Regions from separate parts of the Homo sapiens genome. Here region 1 is linked to region 2. The links are chromatin contacts, found by Hi-C or POLR2A ChIA-PET in ENCODE. All regions are on one chromosome and are shown on one strand. Each heading gives the region's core, a stretch centred on a gene start or an enhancer-like site at or near the end of the contact. The rest is flanking DNA. Distances are from core to core; before and after follow the strand shown. Region 1 overlaps FLI1 (Fli-1 proto-oncogene, ETS transcription factor). Region 2 has its middle 41 kb from the start of ETS1.

The links. Hi-C counts contacts between places; a loop is a spot of excess contacts on that map. ChIA-PET counts read pairs that join two places held with the same protein, here RNA polymerase II (POLR2A). Pooled maps may share reads with other maps.
Region 1: a loop to region 2 is called in a map of B cell, with 11 times the contacts of the local background. The contact joins two enhancer-like sites. A Hi-C loop is called at or near these places in 17 of 168 maps with a recorded cell type or tissue (B cell, CD14-positive monocyte, CD4-positive, alpha-beta T cell and 10 more), 37 of 37 single-sample maps with no recorded cell type and 20 of 50 pooled maps. POLR2A ChIA-PET finds 5 or more read pairs at or near these places in 11 of 52 experiments (B cell, CD4-positive, alpha-beta T cell, CD4-positive, alpha-beta memory T cell and 8 more).

The regions. Positions count from the first base shown.
Region 1 is chr11:128,754,607-128,761,276 of GRCh38, forward strand. It overlaps FLI1 (Fli-1 proto-oncogene, ETS transcription factor), which reads left to right. Exons shown (of 9, transcript NM_002017.5): 2 at 3,509-3,720. Among named protein-coding and RNA genes, the nearest start is that of SENCR, 62 kb to the left of the region's middle. RefSeq lists a silencer at 1,073-1,192 and enhancers at 2,819-3,078, 3,135-3,635, 3,636-4,136. Within about 2 kb of position 3,290, at least 8 of the 41 ENCODE cell types and tissues checked have a DNase peak (open chromatin) inside an H3K27ac peak, as active enhancers do; they include B cell, CD8-positive, alpha-beta T cell and GM12878, where a contact is called at or near this core.
Region 2 is chr11:128,625,683-128,631,809 of GRCh38, forward strand. No RefSeq gene overlaps it. Among named protein-coding and RNA genes, the nearest start is that of ETS1, 41 kb to the left of the region's middle. RefSeq lists an enhancer at 2,592-2,801. Within about 2 kb of position 4,854, at least 12 of the 41 ENCODE cell types and tissues checked have a DNase peak (open chromatin) inside an H3K27ac peak, as active enhancers do; they include B cell, CD8-positive, alpha-beta T cell and GM12878, where a contact is called at or near this core.

The DNA.
Region 1 (6,670 bases), core at 2,040-4,539, 130 kb after region 2:
GACAAGTGGCTGAGAAGAGATTTGCTGTGGTCCATCTCTAGGGAGCTCTCTGAGGTTTTTGAGCAGATTGTGGCAGGATGACAGCAGTATTCACAACTTGCAAGGGAGCTGGATCCAGCCAGGGAGCGCACAAGGTGTACTGAATGAGGGAAGAGCATGTCAGTGGGTCGTCAGGGAGGGAAGAGTCTCAGAGAGAAATGCCCAGACTGGACAGAAGTGTGAGGCATTCCCGGTGAACCGGGACGCTCTCCTCCTACAATGTTGCCACTTGATTGGAGTTTCCTTGATTGTGAACTACATTCTTAAGGAAACTTCTATTCCAAAATGAGTTCAAACTGGTTTTGTGCCCTTTCTACACCTACACTCTATCTCATCACTTGTTTTTTTCTAGCTGTGTACCACTCACTTCCTTAAGAAGTCTCTCCTGGGTCTGCCTCCAGAACCGCTGGCTTTGTGTTCTCTGTGTATTCTCTTTGCTGTGAGTCTTGATTTTGCCGTCTGCATGTCCCCTTGGCCAGGACAATCCTGTGTTCCCTGTTGCCTGGTCCACCCTCCTTAGGATAATGATGGGAGGAACTTTTTGCCCATCTATGGAGCATCACTGTGCCCAGCCCTGCCTCCCGGGCTTCTTTGCCTCTGATATTCTGTCATCTTCTCCCCCAACCTAGAAGAGGGAAGGGAAAGAAATTATTTTACTGGAAACTCCAAGGTTCATGAATGATAAACTAAGAACGTAAGCCATTCTCTACAGCAGAAGATGCTACCTGATTCCTGAAATGTCATCTGTTTTTGTAGCAGGACTGTGGTACATGTTCTTCACTCTTATCACCAAAAGACACTTAGGGGTCATAGGTGGTAATGTGTCCTCTGCTTCCAGTGCGGAGCTCAAGGAATTTCATGGAGTCAGGGACAGCTGTCTGAAAGGTTGCAATGTCACCCTTTTCAGCTCAGAACCATAATTCCTTGAGCCCAGATAACAGTTCAAAATTTAGGATATGAAGCCAAAGCTGAACTCTAGCTGAAATCAAGAGTGGATATAATAACCAAGAAACAAATGGTTCTGACAAGCACAGCTTTACTCTGAGCATGACTCAAGGGCATCTGGTAGAAAATGAAGAAGGATCCCAGCAGATGTTAGGGCTAGGGAGATCCCCTCGGTTGGGGGATGTAAGTGTTTTAATATTGTGTGGGCAACTCTGCTTTGAATGTATGTCTGGAGGCACCTACACCATCCAAAGCCTTCTGGTGCAAAAGCAGGACTCCTAGAGTATATTCCAGTATTTTTTCCCTGATCCCAGCTGAAAACAGCCATAGAAGAGCCTCCCTTTTTGAATTATGGCTGTCTGTCCGCTGGGGTGGAGAATGGCCCTGGGAGACAAGAGACAGCCCATGGAGCAGGTTGTAATTCTACAGGCATATGAAGAGCATTCATTCTGAAGAAGACATTCAATTCAGGAATGTGAATTACACAAGGAAGGTAGACAAATCCCAGCTTTAACAAGTGCTGTTCACCTATCACTACATTTTCAAGTAAAGGTGGTGTATCCATTTGCTAGGGTTTCCATAACAACATACCAGGGCTGAGTGGCTTAAGCAAAAGAAATTTATTTGCTCAGAGTTCTGGAGACTGGAAGTCCAAGATCAGGGTGCCAGCAGGGTTGGTTTTCCTCAGAGGCCTCTCTCCTTGGCTTGCCAATGACTGCTGTGTCCTCACATGGCAGCCCCTCTGTGCACACACTCCCCTGGGGGCTCTCTGTGTGTCCAAATTCCCTCTTCTTATAAGAACACCAGTCATATTGGATTAGAACCCACCCTATCAGCCTCATTTCACCTTACCTCCTTAAAGGTCCTATCTCCAAATACAATCACATTCTGAGTACTGCGGGTAAGGGCTTCAGCATATGAATTTTGTGAGGACACAAGGCAGCCCCTAACAGGTGGCCTAAGAGAATCTTTGTTTGAATGCTAATAATCATGATACCTAACATGTTCTGAGTGTGACTCACTATGTGCCAGAGACTTCTAAGTACTTTGCATGTATTATCACAACTATTATCACAATTATAGATTATATAATTATTGATTATATAGATTATAGATCAATTATAGATGACTACCATCTTCTCTGAAGACTTACTTTGGTGTAATTATGTGACTGTAGTGAACACTATGCCCTGGTCCCTGACCTTGGATGCCTGTGATTCGATGAGACATGGAATAATGGGAGACTCTTACCCTCATGTTTTGATTGGTAGCAGATCTCCGGAATGTGCAAAGTTTTTTAGTTGTCGTTGTTGTTGTTGTTTCGAGACTGTCGCCCAGGCTGAATGCAATGGCACGATCACGGCTCACTGCAGCCTCTACTTCCGGGGCTCAAGTGATCCTCCCACCTCAGCCTCCCAAGTAGCTGGGCACATGCCACCATATCTAGCTAATTTTTTCTTTCTTTCTTTCTTTCTTTCTTTCTTTCTTTCTTTCTTTCTTTCTTTCTTTCTTTCTTTCTTTCTCTCTTTCTGTTTTTGTAGAAACACAGTTTTGCCACATTGCCCAGGCTAGTTTAGAACTCCTGGACTCAATAGATTCTCCCACCTCAGGCTCCCAAAATGCTGGGATTACAGGCATGAGCCACCATGCCTGGCCAAGGCTTCTTTTCTTAATCCATGATCTCCCAAAGTCACACCCAAGTCAGTGATGGGATAATATGAGTGGGAGGACCCAACAACCTCTTTTGGAGGGTCTTGCCCTGACTGGCACTTCACGTGTCTGAGGTTCCTCTTTCGTCCTTTGGCTGGCTGAGTCATCAACATTGAGATCTACAGGATGCACCAGCACCTCCTAGAGGGCCCTCAGCAAACCACTGAGCATTTCTTACAAGCTACACCCCCACACCAGATCTTCTCATTTAATCCACCTATCGACTCTGTGCTAAAACTATTTTTATCCCTGTTACAAATAAGGAAACTGAAATTGGCCTGGCCACAGCCATGGGCACCACCCTTCCCTTGTGTGACCTTGAGCAGCACACCTAGCCTCTCTGGGTGGATCTCACTGGCCTTGCCTGGAAAATAAATGCTGGATCTCATCTCCCCTTCATTGCTGATGACTCCACTCAGCTCGTAAGAGGCATTTCTGCTTATGCCTGGAAAAATCTAGCATTCACACACCACCACAATACTATATTCCATGCCAAGTCACCACTATTCTTGGCCTCCCTATCCCCACCCTCCTTTTTGGGGGTCCCAGACTACAGAACCAATAAACAAACCCACTTTCATGATTCCTCCATCCCCACTCCACTGCCCAAAGTCCCTCCTCACCCAGGTAACCTGCAAACACCCATCTGGTTTGCATAAGGGCAAACCTGCCCCCTGGAGTGTGAGTCAAACAGGAACTTCCAGACAAGCTGTCCTGGGGCAGCCCTGGGCCACCTTGCCAGCTCAAAGCAAGAGTGTCACTTGCTTGGGTGAAGAGTGACACTGGGCTTTCTGTCTCTTCTCTGGCCCTGCAGGAGGCTCTGTCGGTGGTGAGCGACGACCAGTCCCTCTTTGACTCAGCGTACGGAGCGGCAGCCCATCTCCCCAAGGCCGACATGACTGCCTCGGGGAGTCCTGACTACGGGCAGCCCCACAAGATCAACCCCCTCCCACCACAGCAGGAGTGGATCAATCAGCCAGTGAGGGTCAACGTCAAGCGGGAGTATGACCACATGAATGGATCCAGGTAAGCTCACCAGGCCTGTGCAGGATTGGGGGAAGGCACAAAGTCGCCAGATCTGCAGCAAGTGGCTTCTGGCACTTAAGGTTTTTGCAGCAGATGGGGCTCTAGAGCTGGGCCAGGAAGCCTGTGTCAGTCCCTAGAGAGCTAAGGCAGAGAGGGCCACAGACTGATGATGGGGTGGAGTAGGGCTAGGAAGCCCCCCTGCCTCTCTGGGGCCCACGAAGCCCTCAGAGGCCAGGTAGGAGTCAGGCCCCAAGCGCCTATGCAGACACTCGTGGAACACTTATTTCTTGTTAATCCCAGGCCCAGGTCCAGTCCTGTTGGGGACAGCTTAGCAATAAGCTACTCTTCCCTGTCCTGTTGAAGATACTTAACCCCTCTGGGCAGGTCTCAGCAGAGCAAAGGTGACCAAACCATTCTTTAGTAAGAGTGGAGAAGGGATGAGGAAGGTGTCTACCTTCCTGTGGGGGCTCACTGTGTCTGGGAGGGGGCAGGCACCTGGAAGGCGTGCATGAAGTGGGTACAATACTGGGTCAGTTCGGGCTTTGCTTGTAGAAATGGAGACAGGAGGGTCCAGGGAGAGAAAATCACAGGGTCATGGAAGAGGACAGTGGACAGGCGGCCTCAGTTTTGCGTCCTGCCTCTGCCCCTTGGGCAAGTCATCGAAACCCCTCAGAGCACCAGCTTTCTCCCTTCTCAAACAGGACTGGGATATTCACTTCCTTATGGTCCTTACTCTAGCGTTACTCTGATGCCTCAGGGAAAGGACCTGGGATGGTGCCTGAGACGCGTTAGGAAAGTGCTCTATAGTGACAGTGATTGTTATGAGCAAAGACTTGAAAGACAGAGAACATCAGTCTTATTCACAAAATATCAGATAATCTACTGGGCCAAAGGCACAAAGAGATGAAAATAAAAAGCAACAGAGGGCCCTGAATGGCAGGCTGAAAACATGTGCCATTTATTCCACAGCCAGAGGCTGACTTTGAGCACCGATGTGACATTTAACCCAGAGGCTGACTTTGAGCACAGACGTGACATTTAACCTCATCAGAGCAGTGACTTAAGACTAGCGAGCTGACAGTCCTTGCGCACAGACGGTAGGATGGGAGAGTCAGAAAGACAAGTGAAGAAGTTAGTAAAATATCCCAGATAGGAAATAATGAAGTTCGGAACTAAGTGATGATAGTGATTTTGGAAAGTGAAAAGGACAGATACATAAGGGCGATAGCAAAGAGATGATTAACAGGGCTTAGGTGAGTAAAGTGTGAATGAAGGGGGTGCATGACAGGAAAGAATCAAAGGCGACTAAAGCCTGCACATTTTAAAGGCTGGTGCTGTGAGCAGCCGCAGAAAGGTGGCACAGGAAATGCTTTAGGATGGGATGTCAGTGTTCTCTTTGAGATTCCTTGTGAGCAATGGGTAGAACATCCAGATAAAAACGTCTACTAGGCTTTGGGAACTGAAGCTCAGATAATCTTTCAGGCCTGGAATTTACGTTTGGGCATCATCTCTAAGGAGTCTGAACTGTGAAAGTGGATGAGGTCACCGAGGAAACTAGTCTAGATTGAAGAGAGAGAAGGGAATGAGCATGGTTGGGAGGGAGAACTCCTCCAGAGCAGCTCATGGCCTCAGACCTGCCTGTGGGAACTGCCAGGCCTACCACATTTCAACCCTACTAACCAAAACCAGTGACTGGGATCTCAGCCACCTTTCCAGATCCCAGGATTTCAGGAAGGCTCAGAGGTTCTGAGCCTGCAGCCCCTCAGATGAATCTCTCTCCAGATGTAATTCTGATGGTGCCGGAGCTCCTAACAGTCGAAGGACATGGTGTGTTGAACGTTTTCCCATATTATCTTACCACTTGTTCCTCACCACTATACTAAGAAGTAGTTACTGTAACTTCACTGTTACACAGGAAGGCAAGCAGGGCTTTCAGGGGACAGTGCTTTGTCTAAGGATTTAAAGGAGGCAAAGTTGGAGCCCGAACCCAGGCGTTTGGTTCCAGCCCCACGTGCCATCTGTTAGGCACCTTTCTGCTCCCTCTGCTTGTGTGTCATGCTTTTGCACCACCACCTCATTCCTGCCAACGCCCACCTGGTGAGGAGGCCTATTCTACGATGCCTCCTAAATGGGGCCCTTCTCCAAGGAGCTCCCAATGCTTGTTGAAGATCCAGATCCCACTGGTGGAGATTCCTTTTTTTTTTTTTTTTTTTTTTTTTGAGATGGAGTCTCACTCTGTTGCCCAGGCTGGAGTGCAGTGGTACAGTCTTGGCTCACTACAACCTCTGCCTCCCAGGTTCAAGCAATTCTCTTGCCTCAGCCTCCTGAGTATCTGGGATTACAAGCACATGGCACCACACCTGGCAAGTTTTTGTATTTTTAGTAGAGACGGGGTTTTACTATGTTGGCCCGGCTGGTCTTCAACTCCTGACCTCATGATCCGCCTGCCTCGGCCTCCCAAAGTGCTGGGATTACAGGCGTGAGCCACCGCACCCAGCTTTGTTGGAGATTCTCTGGCCTGTTGTAACCTGAATCTGCCTACTCCTTACCTCCACTGCCCCTGCCTGGTGCAAGCCAGCAGCACCTCTCCTAGGCTTCTGCGGGGGCATCCTGCTCTCCCCACTTCCTCCTGCCTTCCTGAAGTCTATTCTCCGGACAGCAAGCAGCCAGAGCCATGCTTTCCTCGTTTGTAATCCTCTTGCTCAAAACTCTTCAATGGCTTATGACAAAATGCAAAGCCCTTAGTGTGGCCCCACCATCCCTCTGACATCCTCTCTACTGCCCCCTCCCTCCCACTTCTTCCCTCCGCGCCAGCCTCATAAGACTCTAGCTGCTGCTCCTAGACCCCCAGGCACCCTCGTGCCTCAGAATCTCTTCCCCTGAGCTCCTTCATTCTGGAACATTCCTACTCCATCTAGTCATATGACTCTCTCCCTCACGAGTTTTGGGT
Region 2 (6,127 bases), core at 3,604-6,103:
GAAACCCTTGGTTTTTACCTAGCAATCAATCTAACTGCAGCTGACTTTCTCCAGGGGTGAATCTCTCTGACTAGGAAAGCACTATAAATTTGAGGGTGGGATAGGAATAAGACTGGAGAAGGGTGGAAAAGACCCAGTCATCTTACTTTTTTGTTCTGTCTAACAATTGCAGGTGCTTTCATACAAACCTGTTGCCCTTAGCAACCATCCCAAGGACTGTAAGTTAAGGTTTCCATTTCCATCCCACAAACAGAGCATGAAGGCACAGAAAGGTCAACCCTCACAGTATGCTGCTGGGGCACAGTCCTTCTGGCCCGGCTCCCACACACAGACTCCCTGTGCAGTTCTGTGGGGTAGTCCAACCCAGCACAGGATCTGGGATCAGAGAGACCTGAGTCTAAATTATGCCACTGCTAACCTTGAAAAATGTATTTAAACTCGCTAAGCCTTGGTTTTTCTCATGTGAAAATTAAAAAAACGAAACATCTAGCTCACAGAGTGTGTGTGTTATTTAAATGAGATAGCAGCAGACACAAAATGCCTGGTCTGCATCTAGGCATTGCAGATATTTGATAGGGCAAAAGTCAGCATGTAAAACTGTTTTTTTTTTTCTAGAATGCCAGGCACAATACCAGGTTCAGCAAAGCTTGCAAAAATAATACTAGCCACCAAAACGAATGAGAAAAGGGAGGACAAAAAAGGAGAAGAAAAAGAATTAAGGTAATTAGTCTATTTGCACTAAAATAATAATTGTAACAGTAAGTAAGCTAGCTGCTATTTGGATGGCTGGAAAGTTGTTAACCACAACATAATGCAGTGATTGCTAATATATATATTACACAGAGGAAGGATGGAGGGACGCTTTCTGTATAGGAAGGCCTCACACAGTACCATCTGAAATGGGTCTTTATGGATAAGTTGGACTCTGACAAGGAAGGAAGAGAAATGTTAGGCAGAAGGACTCACACATCATAAGCCAACACCCTGCGTTTGGAGGGGGGCTGAAGCAGGGGCCGCCTAGGGAAGTGTGCGGGAAAGAGACTGGGAAGGTAAGAGGGGCCATACCATGAAGGGCTCGGTTTGCCTGACTGAGAAATGAGACTTTATCTCTGAGGCCTCAGAGGTTCCCAGTAGCAGGAGGTGGGGAGACATGACCATATTTGCTTTGGAAAGAACTATGGTGGCTGGGTAGGGGACACAGAGGAGGGGAAGTTGGAGCAAGGAGACGATTAGCAGTCACTCCAAATAGGAAAGTCACACATGGATAAATGGCACCATATGGCAAAAACAGTGAAATCTTCAACGTCAAAGGTGAGCCCCAGAATCACTAAAAACTAAATCCTAGGTTGGGTTCCCTGGCCTAGGCGATTCCTCCGCCTCTGTGCAAGAGTCACCATGAACCCTATCTCTGCCTTCCAGCTGCCGTCCAATCCAAGATAAAGGTGAGTAATCCAAAGGAAAGAGCCCCGAAAACCAAAGGGAATATTTATTTTAAGTAGTTTGACGTCTGTAGGAAGGGGGAAAAAAATCTACCAAGGCCTGAATGGGGAGCCATGACATTCACAGAGCCTAGCCATTGTGTAAAGAGAAAAGTTCCTCAAGATTATGTTTGTCCAAGAAATCAGACAGTTTACGGTCCCCAAGTCAAAACACTCAAGGATTGGAAGCCAGAGTTTCCTGGGCTGAACCCAGTTACTAACTAAAGTGAAAAGGAAAGAGTAATGAGATGCCATGAATTGTTGTTAAGCGGGTGGAGTTGGTTGCCAAGGCTTGAATCCAGCAGATGCAACAGCAGAAACTGGGGCTTGCCAGGCCCCCCGCCCCCGCCCGCTGCCCCACCGCCCACCCTGACCTGGCGCTGCTGGGGTCACTGTGACTGGACCTACTCACAGCTGCAAACACCCTCCCGCCATGGGACACGGGGGAGCTTGAGCCTGGCTGAGTCATGTAAGCCAGCCAGATCAGTGCCAGGCTCGCCCCAGAAATCAAAAGAGACCCCTCTCTTCTTGCTACTTGGGTGACAGTCTATACTGGTGTCCTGCAACAAATGACCACCAGAAGGAGCATGCCAGCCCTCCTTTGTCCTTATTGGAGGTGTTGTGAGAGGTGGGGGAGATTTTATCACCTATAGGAGAAGAGGATAAACCCAGGAAAACCGTTCATGTAAGGACAGTAGGGAGGAAAAGGGGAGGAGAGAGAAAGAATGACAGGGAGGCTGCCACGCCCTTCCAGAGCCTGCTCTCCTCCTTCCTCACCTAGCTCCTTCCACATCTACCCTAAATGAGCTCAGGAGCTGAACTTGGTTGCCCACAGAGTTCTTATCAGGACCACCCTGGCTGAAACACTGAGGGAAGAAATAGGGACAGCGATGAAGAAAGAGTGCTGCTTGACATTGCCATGTCCCATCTGTGCGTCAAGTCACTGAATGTGACCTGTTTGCAGTAAGTTAGAATCCAGCTGCCGCCTGAGAAAGAAATACACCAGGCCCCTCTGGGCAGGTTGTGTGTGTCTGGGGTTGCCCAGTGACCCTGGAGATTGCTCAGATGTCTCCCACGTGATCACACCCCGGTGGCCTTCAGAGAGGTATACACTCTGAATTAGGGCCACTGATGGAGTGGCAAGGTGTTTGGGGCTTGAAGATTTGCCAAAGTGTAAGTCTTAAAGATTGTATTTGTGGAGAGATCCTGAAATGTCTCCACATTTGGGAGATATTTGTGTTTGAGGGTTACAGAGCAAAGATTCTCTTATCAGCACAGCACGGGGTACAAGAATGGCAAGTTTAGCTCAGCAGTCAAAGTCATGAGAAATTCAGAGGGAGGTGTGAAATTTCTTCTTAAAACTGAAAAGCAAAAACATTTCACAAACAAACGAAAAAGGAAAAACCACAGCTAAAATCCGTAAACTATTAACTATATCTGTTTATTAACAACAACAAAAAAAAAAGCAGATGGAGAGCTTTTTCGTTAATAAGCTAAAAAGTTCGTGTTTTTGTTTTCTGTAAGCCTGTTTTAAAGAAAGCTCCATTTCTCATGACTGACCTTCTGAGAATAGAATGAGGTGTTTTCTGCAGTGGAGTCTGATTCTTTCATCACTACCGAAGAGCACTGAGTGATCACCCACACTGCATGGCAGAAAACAGAATGTACTGTTATACCGCATTGATGCCATCAAAGTGTTTGTGGAGTGTAAAATTAATATTCGGCTTATGAGGGTAGGCCGGGGGAGAGGGTGGGTGTTGTTTTGCATCCCACATCAGGACACCCTGTATTTAAACACACTTTGTGTCATCGAGGGTGCTTTCAGAACCCATGCACCCAGAACCAAGTTCGGCCGTCAGCCACATGGAAAGGCAGCACCCCATCCCTTCCCCTTAGCACTTCCTGACCCTTCTCCTTTTGCTTCCTACTCCTAGTTTTCCCCCTTCCGCAAAGAAAAGAGTTCTAAACCAGATCACAGTAAGACCTTAGGGATGAAAGTAGCCATCCCCTTCTGAAGGTGTTTGCATTCTACAGAATGGAAGGATTCTGGCCAGGGCTGCAGCAGGTAGTGGTGAGCATGAAGCCAGGAAGGCTAAGATCAAAATCGGGGACCCTGCGGGAGATTGGAGGGGACTTCTGAGTGTACCTCACATTCCATCAGATAGGCCCTAATCATTTTGCCAAAGGGAGGGATTTGAGGGGATCATAGCAAAGGTTCTCTTATCAGGACAGCCCCAGGAAGCCCTGCAAAGGTGAGGAGAGACAGCCAATGAAGGATGAAGCTGTGTGAATTTTAGCTTCAGCCTCAGGTTCTGCTCAGCAAAAGTGGAAGATCTGGTCATTTATAGACTCCTGGACTTAAATCAAAAGAGCCAGAACCTCGACATAGCGACTCCAGGAGCTAGGTGACACTGAAGTCACCTTACCCCTCCATATCCTGTAAAACAGGGATGATCACAAGAGAAAGTTGTGGAGCTGAAATGGGCTGATGCACTCGAAGGCTTTTTCACTCAGAGACGGTCAGAAGACATTTGCCAGATGATTTCCAGATGTGTCAGAATGGGGAGCACTCTCTTTTGAGCAGGATAGCTCTCTCCCACACTTAATGTATGCCTGAGAGGAGAGAGAGAGACAAAGAATGATCAGACTGTACACCATTTGTGGACAAAGGGTCATCATAGGGCTTTGACAATTCTCCAAGAGCACTGGTTCCACATAGAAGCTGGCTTCACAGGCTGGCATTGGGATTAGGCCAGAGGTCAGATAGTAGGTGTGGCAAGGCCCCAGGTGGGCTAAGGCTGGCCATGGAGACAGGTGGGCTTTCCTGTTGAATGCTTCCAGGGAAGTCATGCCGTCTGGAACCTCAGATTTGGCAAATCAGCAAAGGAAAATTGGTCGCAATTATTTTCCAGGGCTTCCATGCTCTCTGATGTGTTAGATCCTTGTTAGCATTAACCAGAGTTAAACATTTGTTTTATTCTGTGGATGGAGAGACAGGTTTTAGAACACCTTCCCTGACAAGGTTAAGGTTGCAGGTTCTGAAAATTATCTCCGGTCTCCAAAGTTTTTGTATTTCAGTGTCTTTGGTGCTTTTTTGTTTTGTTCTATTTTGAAGTAACTTTATAGTTTTTGTTTGTTGTTTTTTTTTTTTAAGTACAGATATGTTGAGCACAGAAAAAAAAAAAAAAAAAAACATTGCAATAACCTTGACTTCTGAAAAGTCCTCTCATTCTTCCAGGGGAGGAATTTTGTTTTTCAGGAACTGTTTTTTCATAAAGACAAAAGTCTTAGCAGTTTGGATTTCGGCCTTTGAGTTTTTCTTTTCATCATGTGTAATTTCAAATTGTACTGAGGTCCTTCCTCCTGGAACCTAGCGAATACAGCTCAATGGCGCCCCCTGAAGGCCAACGTAGAGGGGTACAGTAAAAGAGGATAAAATGAGGAACCTCCAGCCCTCCGTATCCGACCAGCCAAGACAAACCACCATCTAGGCCCAAAGGCAGGTTAGCGTGTGGCAAAACCCAATAGCTGCATTCAAAACCCAGTTCTGACAACAACAAGCTATTTCTGCATGTTCCCACATAGTTGAGAAGAGATTGAGCTTTGGCATAAAACAGGTCAAAGGCCTTGGATTGAATTCCAGCACAGACAAGTTACTTAATCTCTCTAACTCACTTTCTCTTTCTGTATAATGTAGAATACAAAGTGATTTTTTTAATTGCTTACTATGTGCAGGCTTTGTCCTAAGTGTTTAGCATGTGTTAGCTCATTTAGTTCTTGCTAAAACCCTCTAGTTTGTGTGCTATTAGTACCCACTTTGTACAAATAAGAAAACTAGGGCCTGGAGTGAGTCAGAAGCCTTCACAGCTGCTAACTGAAAAAAACAGGGCTGAACGCATGTGGTGCAGTCCGGAGCCTGGACTCACCGCCACATGTCACACTGATGCCCATACTTACCAGGTGGGACCACCGTGAGGACTAGAAAGAGAAATGTCAACCACATAGCCCTGGACTGGCACAGAATAAATGCCCAACAAATAATAGCCATAATTATTCCCATTCTTGGTCGACCACCTTAATAAAAGCTACCATAGAGGCAGGGAATCAGTAAGAAGAGATGACTAAGAGGATGCTTACTGCATGTAGGAAAATCAGTTAATGCTCGTGTGACTGGCTTATTTCCCTTTGCATACTGTCCTTCAGGTCCATCCATGTTGTCACATATGGCACGATTTTCATTTTTTTTTAAGGCCGAGTAATATTCCACTGTCTGTATCTACCCATTTTCTTTATTCGCCCATTGATGAACATTTAGGTTGTTTCCACATCTTAGCTCATCTTGACAGTGCTACAATGAACATGAGCATGTTAATATTTCTCCAAGATCATGATTTCAATTCTTTTGGATAAATACCTAAAAGTGGAATGGCTGGATCCTATATTAGTTCTGTTTTCCTCTTTTTGAGGAACCTCCCTACTGTTTTCCATAGCGGCTATACCATTTTACATTCCCACCATCTGCGCCAGAGTTCGAATTTCTCCACATCCTCACCAACACTTTTTATCTTTTGTTCTTTTGATAACAGCCATCCTCACTATTGTAAGGTGATATCTCATTATGGGGAAAAATTATATGAAAAGGAAGCATC